Regions from separate parts of the Homo sapiens genome. Here region 1 is linked to region 2. Evidence: read pairs that join two places in POLR2A ChIA-PET (ENCODE). Cell type or tissue: endothelial cell of umbilical vein. All regions are shown on one strand. Links, peaks and the distances in the headings refer to the core of each region. The heading gives the core; the rest is flanking DNA.

What was found. ChIA-PET counts read pairs that join two places held together with the same protein. Peaks named below come from ENCODE experiments on the same cell type or tissue, not always from the same donor. Only the 100,000 strongest peaks of a DNase experiment are listed, where the experiment ranks them.
Region 1: POLR2A ChIA-PET joins it to region 2 with 7 read pairs; 2 of 35 experiments call an interaction of 5 or more read pairs at or near these places.

Annotation. Positions count from the first base shown.
Region 1 is chr3:195,292,690-195,297,420 of GRCh38, reverse strand. It overlaps ACAP2 (ArfGAP with coiled-coil, ankyrin repeat and PH domains 2), which reads left to right. Exons shown (of 23, transcript NM_012287.6): 16 at 140-231; 17 at 1,529-1,713; 18 at 2,610-2,702. Among named protein-coding and RNA genes, the nearest start is that of XXYLT1, 24 kb to the right of the region's middle. In endothelial cell of umbilical vein, for the core only: no CTCF peak of the experiment used is centred there; no DNase peak of the experiment used is centred there.
Region 2 is chr3:195,187,554-195,192,284 of GRCh38, reverse strand. The region is part of intron 2 of XXYLT1 (xyloside xylosyltransferase 1); the gene reads left to right. Among named protein-coding and RNA genes, the nearest start is that of XXYLT1-AS2, 42 kb to the right of the region's middle. RefSeq lists an enhancer at 4,110-4,625. In endothelial cell of umbilical vein, for the core only: a CTCF peak has its summit at 3,626; DNase peaks (open chromatin) are centred at 2,274 and 4,434; H3K27ac peaks cover 584 bases.

The sequences.
Region 1 (4,731 bases), core at 561-4,560, 110 kb before region 2:
AAACTTCTTTGTAGAATAAGCATCTGCAGAATGTGTAAGGGGATTAGTTAACTGTACTTGCTTAAAGGATTTTTAAATTTTAGCTTATTTTAAGGTCTTTAATGTATAGCTTATTTTTCTATTTTTTTTTGCCAAACAGCTTATGTGTGAGTTGGGGAATGATGTTATAAATCGAGTTTATGAAGCTAATGTGGAAAAAATGGGAATAAAGAAACCCCAACCAGGACAAAGGTACTATTTCAGTTGTTTTTTCCCCCTAATTAGGAATATAGCTATGATTTTATTTCACTGTAGTAATTGATATATAACATTGAGACAAAGTGTTTAGAAGCAGTCATTACCACTTCTGTTCGAATGTTGGCTATCTCTTTCTTCGGTATGTTAATTAGATAATTATATTGTATTGAACAGATAATCAATTATAGTCTTTAGAGTAGAAAGATCTTAAAAATTAGGGCTCTGCATAGGAATGTAGAAACCCTTAACAGTCAGTTAAAGTAGACCAAAGTTCTGTCCATGGTAGCATTCAAAAAGGGATAATCTATTCATTACTGTCTCTAAGGATCAAGTTTCTGTTAACCTACAGTGAATAATTTTACATTTTTCATACTTAATTTAGCAAAGATTTGTTAATCACATAGTTTATGCATGGCATTATAATATTGAAGAACTAAAGATGCAAAGTGTGCCTCTGAAAGGGGGAGAGTACTTGATTGCTGTGTTTGAAATTATTCTTCCAATTCTGTATAAGGAGGGCTCATTGAATGAAGTGGCTAAGAGTTGGTACCTTCAAAGCACATGATTTTTGTTGTTGATACTGATTTCTGTCTGAGTCTTCATGTATGACCAATTGTATTTGAAAGTTATTGCTGTCTAAACCAATACCATTTAAATCAGAATCTTAATTATTTACTAAAACAAGACTGAGTTATTTCAGACCTTGAAATAGCCTTCTATTTTAACCAAAGACCTAAACTTTTTAAGAGGATATAAGTAAAAAGTATAGAACAGATATGGCATTTTATAATGGTATCATAAGTTACAAGTTTATTTTATTTCTTAAATTAATAATGCTATATGTTGTTTTAAAGTAGTCTTATGAAAAATAGCCATCAATAGTGCTCGTTCAGTATGTGAAATTATTTATTTGAGTAAACATGAAAATAAAGTTACTTTCTATAAATTTTTAAGTTTTTTTTTTTCTGGTGATGTTTTCTACTCTGCAAAAAGCATGAGGGCAGTATAGAAATGAATAGCACAGAAATTAAGAGAAGGGAAGAGTAGCATGTTAATACTAGTGATTTTTCAGTTAGGTTACTGTTTGTATTTCACTTGAGTGTGAAATCATAGTTCATTAGGTATTTGGAAGGGAAACATAATATATATATGTATAATGTCACAGATTCAGTTTTAACCAGTATTACATTCAGTGACTTTGTTTGAATATGTTCAGTATATAATGGCTTGTTGTGGTATTAGCCATGCTGAGAGATTAAGCAAAACATCATGACATTTTTATGTCTGTCAGACAGGAGAAGGAGGCATATATCAGAGCAAAATATGTGGAGAGGAAATTTGTGGATAAATATTCTATATCATTATCACCTCCTGAGCAGCAAAAAAAGTTTGTCTCTAAAAGTTCTGAAGAAAAGAGGCTGAGCATTTCTAAATTTGGGCCAGGGGACCAAGTCAGAGCATCTGCCCAAAGTTCAGGTATGGCAAACTTTCTTACTGTGTCTATAGCTATTTTCTTAAGCTCAAATCACTTTTATAATCCCTGAACTAATAGCCATTGTCGTTTTTTTTAATGTTAAAAACCTGTTCCCTTCTACATATTCTAAGAAAAACTGAATTTCTGTGTCTTTAAAATAGTTAACTTTAAACAATGCCATAATATTTCACCTTTCTAGGTAATGTGTATATTCTAAGGAATAAAACTGCTTAAAATGCAAGGGGAGATGGGAATTATAAACCTGACATTTCAAAAGCCCTAAGTATCTGATTAACTACCTGATTTCCTTCCTATTTTTTCCTCCTAAATTTTTTCCCAGTAACGTTTTTTCCTGCCCTTTTCCCTTCTTATGGCCTGCTTTGTGCTTTGCTAACTTGCATGTCCCCAGTGATTGCTGTAAATAGCGACGAGGCCAGGCGGGAGTCTCTGTTTTGTCCTGATGAGCTAGATTCACTCTTCTCCTACTTTGATACTTCTTCAAAACTGCGTAGTAGTAAGTACTACTCTTGTGGAGCATTCCAAGTCTGTGCCAGTGGTCATTGTGCGGTGTGGCCATTTCTCTAGATGTTACCCATTGTCTCAGAATTACACGTTACTTACAGTCATATAATAAATTAAGCTCTTTACTACCCCTGACATATTATGGAGTAATGAGATGTGTTAAACTCTGAAAATAAGTTTATTTTCAGGTTTTATGATTGATTTATATCTCGATAAGCTAAGTGTTCAAAAGGCTTAAAATTATATTAAATGCATTCTCCTTGTGGTGCCTGAGTTCATGTTGATGTGTAAGAGCTCATTTTAAAACCTTGTTTGTGGGAGATTGTTTTCTAAATGGCATGAACTTTAATCATTAGTTAATTTTTCTTTAAAACAGTCAGAAGTAATGACAGTGGAATTCAGCAGAGCTCTGATGATGGAAGAGAATCTTTACCCTCCACGGTGTCAGCCAATAGTTTATATGAGCCTGGTGAGTTCTGATGAAACTCAATGTTAATTGGTTTTGTTTGCTGGAAAGTGCATGTGGTAAATGTTTACCTTTGATTAAAAAAAAAATTATATATATATATATATATATAATTTTTTTTTTTTTTTTCTTCTTTTTTTTTTGAGATGGAGTTTCACTCTTACTGCCCAGGCTGGAGTGCAGCGGTACGATCTTGGCTCACTGCAACCTCCGCCTTCCAGTTTCAAGTGATTCTCCTGCCTCAGCCTCCCGAGTAGCTGGGATTACAGGCGCCCACCACCACGCCCAGCTAATTTTTGTGTTTTTAGTAGGGACGAGGTTTCACCACATTGGCCAGGCTGGTCTCGAACTCCTGACCTTGTGATCCACCAACCTCGGCCTCCCAAAGTGCTGGGATTTGAGCCACCGTGCCCGGCCCTACTCTTGATTAAATATTTTAAAGGAAGGGGTTAGTCTTTTAGAAGGTAACTAGGGGAGGAGTAATACTCTTAAATGAGAAAGCAGCGATTTCTTCATATTTGGAAATTCTGTCCTAGCTATATATTGTTTATACTTTTTAAAATTTTTATTTATTTATTTTTTTGAGATGGAGTCTTGCTCTGTCACCCAGGATGGAGTACAGTGGTGCGATCTTCGCTTACTGCAAGCCCCACCTCCCGGGTTCATGCCATTCCCCTGCCTCAGCCTCCCGAGTAGCTGGGACTACAGATGCCCACCACCATGCCTGGCTAATTTTTTTTTTTTGTATTTTTAGTAGAGGTGGGGTTTCACCATGTTAGCCAGGATGGTCTCAATCTCCTGACCTCGTGATCCACCCGCCTCGGCCTCCCAAAGTGCTGGGATTGCAGGCGCGAGCCACCGAGGCTGCCCTACATTTTATTTTTTATTTTGAGTCTCGCTCTGTTGTCCTGGCTGGAGTGCAATGGCATGATCTTGGCTCACTGCAGCCTCTACCTTCTGTTCACGCAGTTCTCCTACTCAGCCTCCCAAGTAGCTGGGTTACAGGTGTGTGCCACCATGCCCAGCTAATTTTTGTATTTTTAGTAGAGATGGGGTTTCACCATGTTGGCCAGGCTGGTCTTGAACTCCTGACTTCAAGTGATCCACCTCTCTCAGCCTCCGAAAGTGCTGGGATTATAGGCGTCAGCCAGCACACCTGATGCTTAGTTGTACATTCTTCCAAGCCTAATGGTATGTGCTAAAAGTGCCTTACCAATTGCCAAGGATAATTTTTAATCCACATGAACTGTCTTATTATCGTTTATCTTTCCTTGTGGCTGTCCTATCAGGAGAAAGAGATCAGCAACTCCCTCCCCATTAGATTTTTCTTTTGACTTGTGCTTTAAACCCTTGTCCCCTCCTCCATGATTTCAGTGATTTTGGTCCTGCAGAGTACTCAGGGGAGTCAGCACTCTTCAAATTATTTGAAGTGCTTGTAGTGCCAATTGGGATGGTATTGGACCATCCTAGGAATGAAGTGAGGTTTGGTCTAGTAGTAAAAGTTTTTATGGATTCTTGCTGCTTCTTAAGTCCCAACATTTAGGAATATACTCAATTTTAATGTAGTACAGAGTAATTAACCTATCCCTTGGATACTGGCAAGAACAGAAAGGCCTGGCATATCAGTGATTGTCTTTATAGAAGAAGAAGGTTGAATGTTGGGGAATAGCTATGTGAAAATCTCCCATAAGCTCATTATGATAGATTAATGGTTTCTTATGTCATAGCTTTATTTTTTAAAAATTGCAATAAAATGCACATAAAATTTATCATCTTAACTTTTTTTTTTTTTTTTTTTTTGAGACTGAGTCTCGCTCTATTGCTCAGGCTGGAGTGCAGTGGTGCAATCTCAGCTCACTGCAACCTCTGCCTCCCGGGTTCAAGTGATTCTCGTCCCTCAGTCTCCCAGGTAGATGGGATTACAGGTGCCCGCTACCATGCCTGGTTAATTTTTGTATTTTTAGTAAAGACGAGGTTTCACCATGTTGGCCAGGCTAGTTTCAAACTCCTGACCTCAAGTGATCCACCCCCC
Region 2 (4,731 bases), core at 524-4,523:
CCTGGCGAATTTTTGTATTTGTTTAATAGAGGCCGGGTTTCACCATGTTGGCCAGGTTGGTCTCAAACTCCTGATCTGAAGTGATCCACCTGCCTCAGCCTCCCAAAGTGCTAGATTACAGGCATGAGCCACTGTACCCGACCTCAAACATTTTAAATTTATTGAGACTTGTTTTGTGGCCTAGTATGTAGTCTGTCTCAGGGAATGGATGTTCTGTGTGTTCTTCAATGTGCAGAATGTGTATTTTGCAATCATTAGGTAGAGTATTCCATATATGTCAGTTAGGTCAAGTTGCTTGATTGTATTGAGTCTTCTGCATCCTTGCTAATATTCTGTTCCATCAATTATCAAGAGTAGGGTATTGAAATCTCCAACTATAATTGTTGAATTCTCTATTTCTCTTTTCAATTCTGTTGTTGCTTTATGGATTTGGGAGGTCTATTTTTAGGTGCGTATGCATATGTAATTCTTAAATCTTCTTGATGTATTGGCCCTTTTATAATTTTAAAATGTCTCTCTCTAATGATCTTGTTGTAAAGTCTGTTGTGTCTCTTGTTAATACAGCCACTCAAGCTATTGTATAGTTATTGTATGCATGGTATAGCTTTGTCCATTTTTTTAAACTTTAAACTTGTCTGTGTCTTTGAATCTAAAGTGTGTCCTTTGTAGATAGTTTATGCAGTTGGCCCTTGAACAACATGGGGATTGGGGTGCCAACCCCCCATAACTTTGGACTTCCCCCAAAGTTAAATACTAATAACCTACTTTTGACTTGGTTCCTTACCAATAACATAAACAGTCAATTAACACATATTCTGTATGTTACATATATACTGTATTCTTATAATAAAGTAAACTGGAGAAAAGAAAATTTTTTAAAGAAAACCATAAGGAAGGGAAAATATATTTACTATTCATTAAGTAGAAGCAGATCATCATAAAGATCTTTATCTTTGTCATCTTCATGTGGAATAGAATGAGAAGAAAGAGAAAAGGAGGGATTGGTCTTCTTTCTGAGGGGTGGCAGAGGTGGAGGAGGTGGAAGGGGAGGCAGGAGAGGTAGGCACACTTGGTATAACTTTTATTGAAAAAAATTCATGTTTAAGTGAATCCACACAGTTCAAAGTTGTATTGTTCAAGGGTCAACTGTAGTTTAAGTATACTTTTTAAAAATCCAATCTGATAATCCCTGCCTTTCTTTAAGAGTGTTGAGATCATTCATATTTAATATAATTAATTGATTTGGCTGGGTTTACATTTGACATTTTGTTATTAGTTTTCTATATGCCTTCTTTTTTGTACCTCTGTTATTTTTTGATTGCCTTCTTTTGTGTTAAATAAGTATATTTTAGTGTACCATTTTAATTCTTCTTTTGATTTTTTAACTGTATTTTTAAAGTCATTTTTTGTGATTCCCTAGGGCTCACAATATGCATTTTAATTTATCACCATTTACTTCAGATTAATAACTTAATTCCTATAAAACAGAAAGTTTGCTCCCGTAAAGCGCCATTCTTTCCCCCTTCCATACTATTATTTTCATATTTATTATGTTTATATACGTTATAAACCCAACAACCCAGTGTTGTAATTTATGCTTTATCCAAACTTACACATCTTTTTAAAAAGTTAAGAAATGAGAAAAATATATTCAATCTTTTATATTAGTACATATATTTAAAATTTTTGGTGCTCTTCGTTTCTTCCTGTGGACACAAGTTACCATCTGCCATCATTTCCTTTCAGCCTGAAGGATTTCATTTAGTTTTTTTTTTTTTTTTTTTTTTTTTTGAGACAGAGTCTCACTTCGCCACCCAGGCTGGAGTGCAGCAGCATAACTCGGCTCACTGCAACCTGTGCCTCCTGGGTTCAAGTGATTATTTTGCCTCAGCCTCCTGTGTAGCTGAGACTACAGGTGCACGCCACCAAGCCTGGTTAACTTTTGTATTTTTGGTAGAGGTGGGGTTTTACCATGTTGACCAGGCTAGTCTTGAACTCCTGACCTCAAATGATCCACCCACGTTGGCTTCTCAAAGTGCTGGGATTACAGGCATGAGCCACCATGCCCAGCCTCATTTAGTATTTCTTATAAGGTAAATCTGCAAACAGTTTGTTCTCTGTCTTTGTTTATACAGAAATGTTCTTTTTTTTTGCATTTTTGAAGAATTGTTTTGCTAGATACGGAATTCTTGGTTGATGTTTTCTTTTTGCTTTTTGCTTTCAATACTTTATGTCATCACATTGCCTTCTGGTCTCCATTGTTTCTAATGAGAAGGCAGCCATTAATCATATTGAAATGCCTTTGTACATAATGAATTGTTTTTCTCTTGCTGCTTTCAAGACTTTTTTCTTTCTCTTTGTCTTTCACAGGTTTGATTATACTGTGTCTAGGTATAGAACTCTTTGTATTTATCCTACTTGGGGTCTGTTGAGTTCCTTGGATGTGCAGATTAATGTTTTACATCAAGTTTGGGAAATTTTCTGTCATTTTTTTCTACAAATTTTTTTCACCTATTTTGTCTTTCTCCACTCCTTCTAGGTCTCCCATTGCATGTATATTGGTATGTTTGAAGTTGTCCCACAGGTGTCTTGGTTCATTTTTCTTTGACTTTTTTTCTATTCTTCAGACTGGATAATTTCTATTTAATCTATGTACAAGTTCATTGATTCTTTTGCCATCTTGAATCTTCCATTGAGTCCCTTTAGTGAGCTTTTCATTTCAGTTATTGAACTAACTCTAGCATTTGTCTGCTAAATCCAACATCTGAATGCATTAAAAAATAGTTTTGATTAACTGCTTTATTTCCTGAGTGTGGGTCACACTTTCCTATTTTTTAAATCTCTTATAATTCCTTTTTTGTTGAAAATTGGATGTTTTGCTATTATATCAAACTCTGATTTCTGGTATTTTCCCTGTAATGGTTGTTGTTGCTGTTTTGTTTGTTTTGTAACTTGTCTGGGACAAGTTATGATGTCTGTCTCACTTGCAATGTGTGGTCATTGATGGCTTTGCTTAGTACTTTTTTAAACTTTTGTTTTTATTTTAATAATTTGGTTTTTATTTTAAAATCAAATTAAACCCTGGATTCCTAGAGGTTGCCCTGGTGTCTGTGTAGCTTAGTGGGCAAGTCACATGTGTTACTCTATAAATGGAAATAATATAGTATCCACCTCATAAAGCTCTTGGGAAATTTGAATAAGTTAATCAATGTAAATCACTCAGTGTAGGGACTGGCACATAGTAAGTGCTCAATGGATATGCGTATTCTTATTCTTTGGTATTATCATTGTGTGAGGAAAATGAGGCTCAAAGAAATCTAGTGACTCAAGATCACACACCTGGTGAAAGCTAGCGCCGAGCTTAAACCCATAGCCATCGGATGTTACTGTATGAGGCTGCACCTCCTGGTTCTGCATCTCTGTCATGTTGTCACAAAATTTTTGTGTAAGTGCTTAATGTTTACACAAAGTTGGCTGTGGAGGGAAATGGAGCAGTGGTGTGGAAATTGGAAGAAATGTTGCCATTCAACCTTGAGAGTCTCTGATTCTGAGATACCACCCAGTGGACAGATATGGGAGCTAGCAGTTATGATGCAGGACAAGCAAGCCCCAAAATTGAGGCTTAGCCCAAGAGGGTTCTTGGCTCCTCATAGGAGACAATTCGAGAGTGCACCAGTGTGTTAAGCAGCGACTTTGATTGAAATGGCCAGTACACAGCAGCAGCAGAGGTACTGCTCCTTGAGGAGTACCTAGAGCACTCAGCATGCCTAGAGTATCAGCTCAGCAGCAATTCTGCACTCATATTTATACCATTTTAATTATATGCAAATTAAGGGTCAGTTTATGCAGAAATTTCTAGGATGAGGGTGGTAACTTCTGGTTGTCAGGTTGTTGCCATGGCAATGCTAAACTGACATGGCACATTAGTGGGTGTGTCTTATGGAAAGCTGTTCCCACTCCAGACCTGTTTTAGCCAGTCCTCAATTTGGTCCCGTGTTTGAGCCCTACCTCTGGGCAGCACAGAGGATTGTTTCAGCCTCACTCCCTGGATTTTCTTCTCCAAGGAGTAAAGAGCAAATCCTATATTTGTGGTTAGCTGGTTAGAGACTGTTTCTATTAACTATTCTTTTGGGAGCTAAACTAATTTAATTCCATCCCCTAGACTTTTTTCCTGTTCAGGAGTGGTGTCTCTGGGATGAGTCCTTCTCCAGAGTCAGATGTTTACTCTCACATCTAAATATAGAGCCAAGCAAGCTCGTTGAGACGTTAGTTGAACTCATGTCTTTGGATGGATTTCATATCACAGTGGCTTTCTTTTGTAGAGACTTTGTGAGAGAGGAGGGATTTACTTTTTTAAAAAAAAGGTTGGGGGTAAAAGGTTGAAAATAAACAAGGACACCTCTTTGAAGTGTTTAGGAAGAAAGGGAGGTTTTAAATATTTCCTGGAAATCATCTAATTTACAAATGCACAACTTTGTTAATCATGTCCAGGCATGTCCTCAGCCCCGGGTCTTTCCATAATATTAAGAGCATGTTCGGTGGAATGCAGCCTGAATCATTCACTTCTAGCTGCAAATGAAAAAAGTTTCAATCAACTGGGACTCTACCTCAATGTGCATGCAAAGCAATTAAAATCAAAGAAGCTTAAAGGAATAATGTCCAGGGGTGGAATCCCATTTCTTTCCCCTTCTGTATGTTTCAGCTCTTCAGTCGCTCCAGTAAACACTAGGA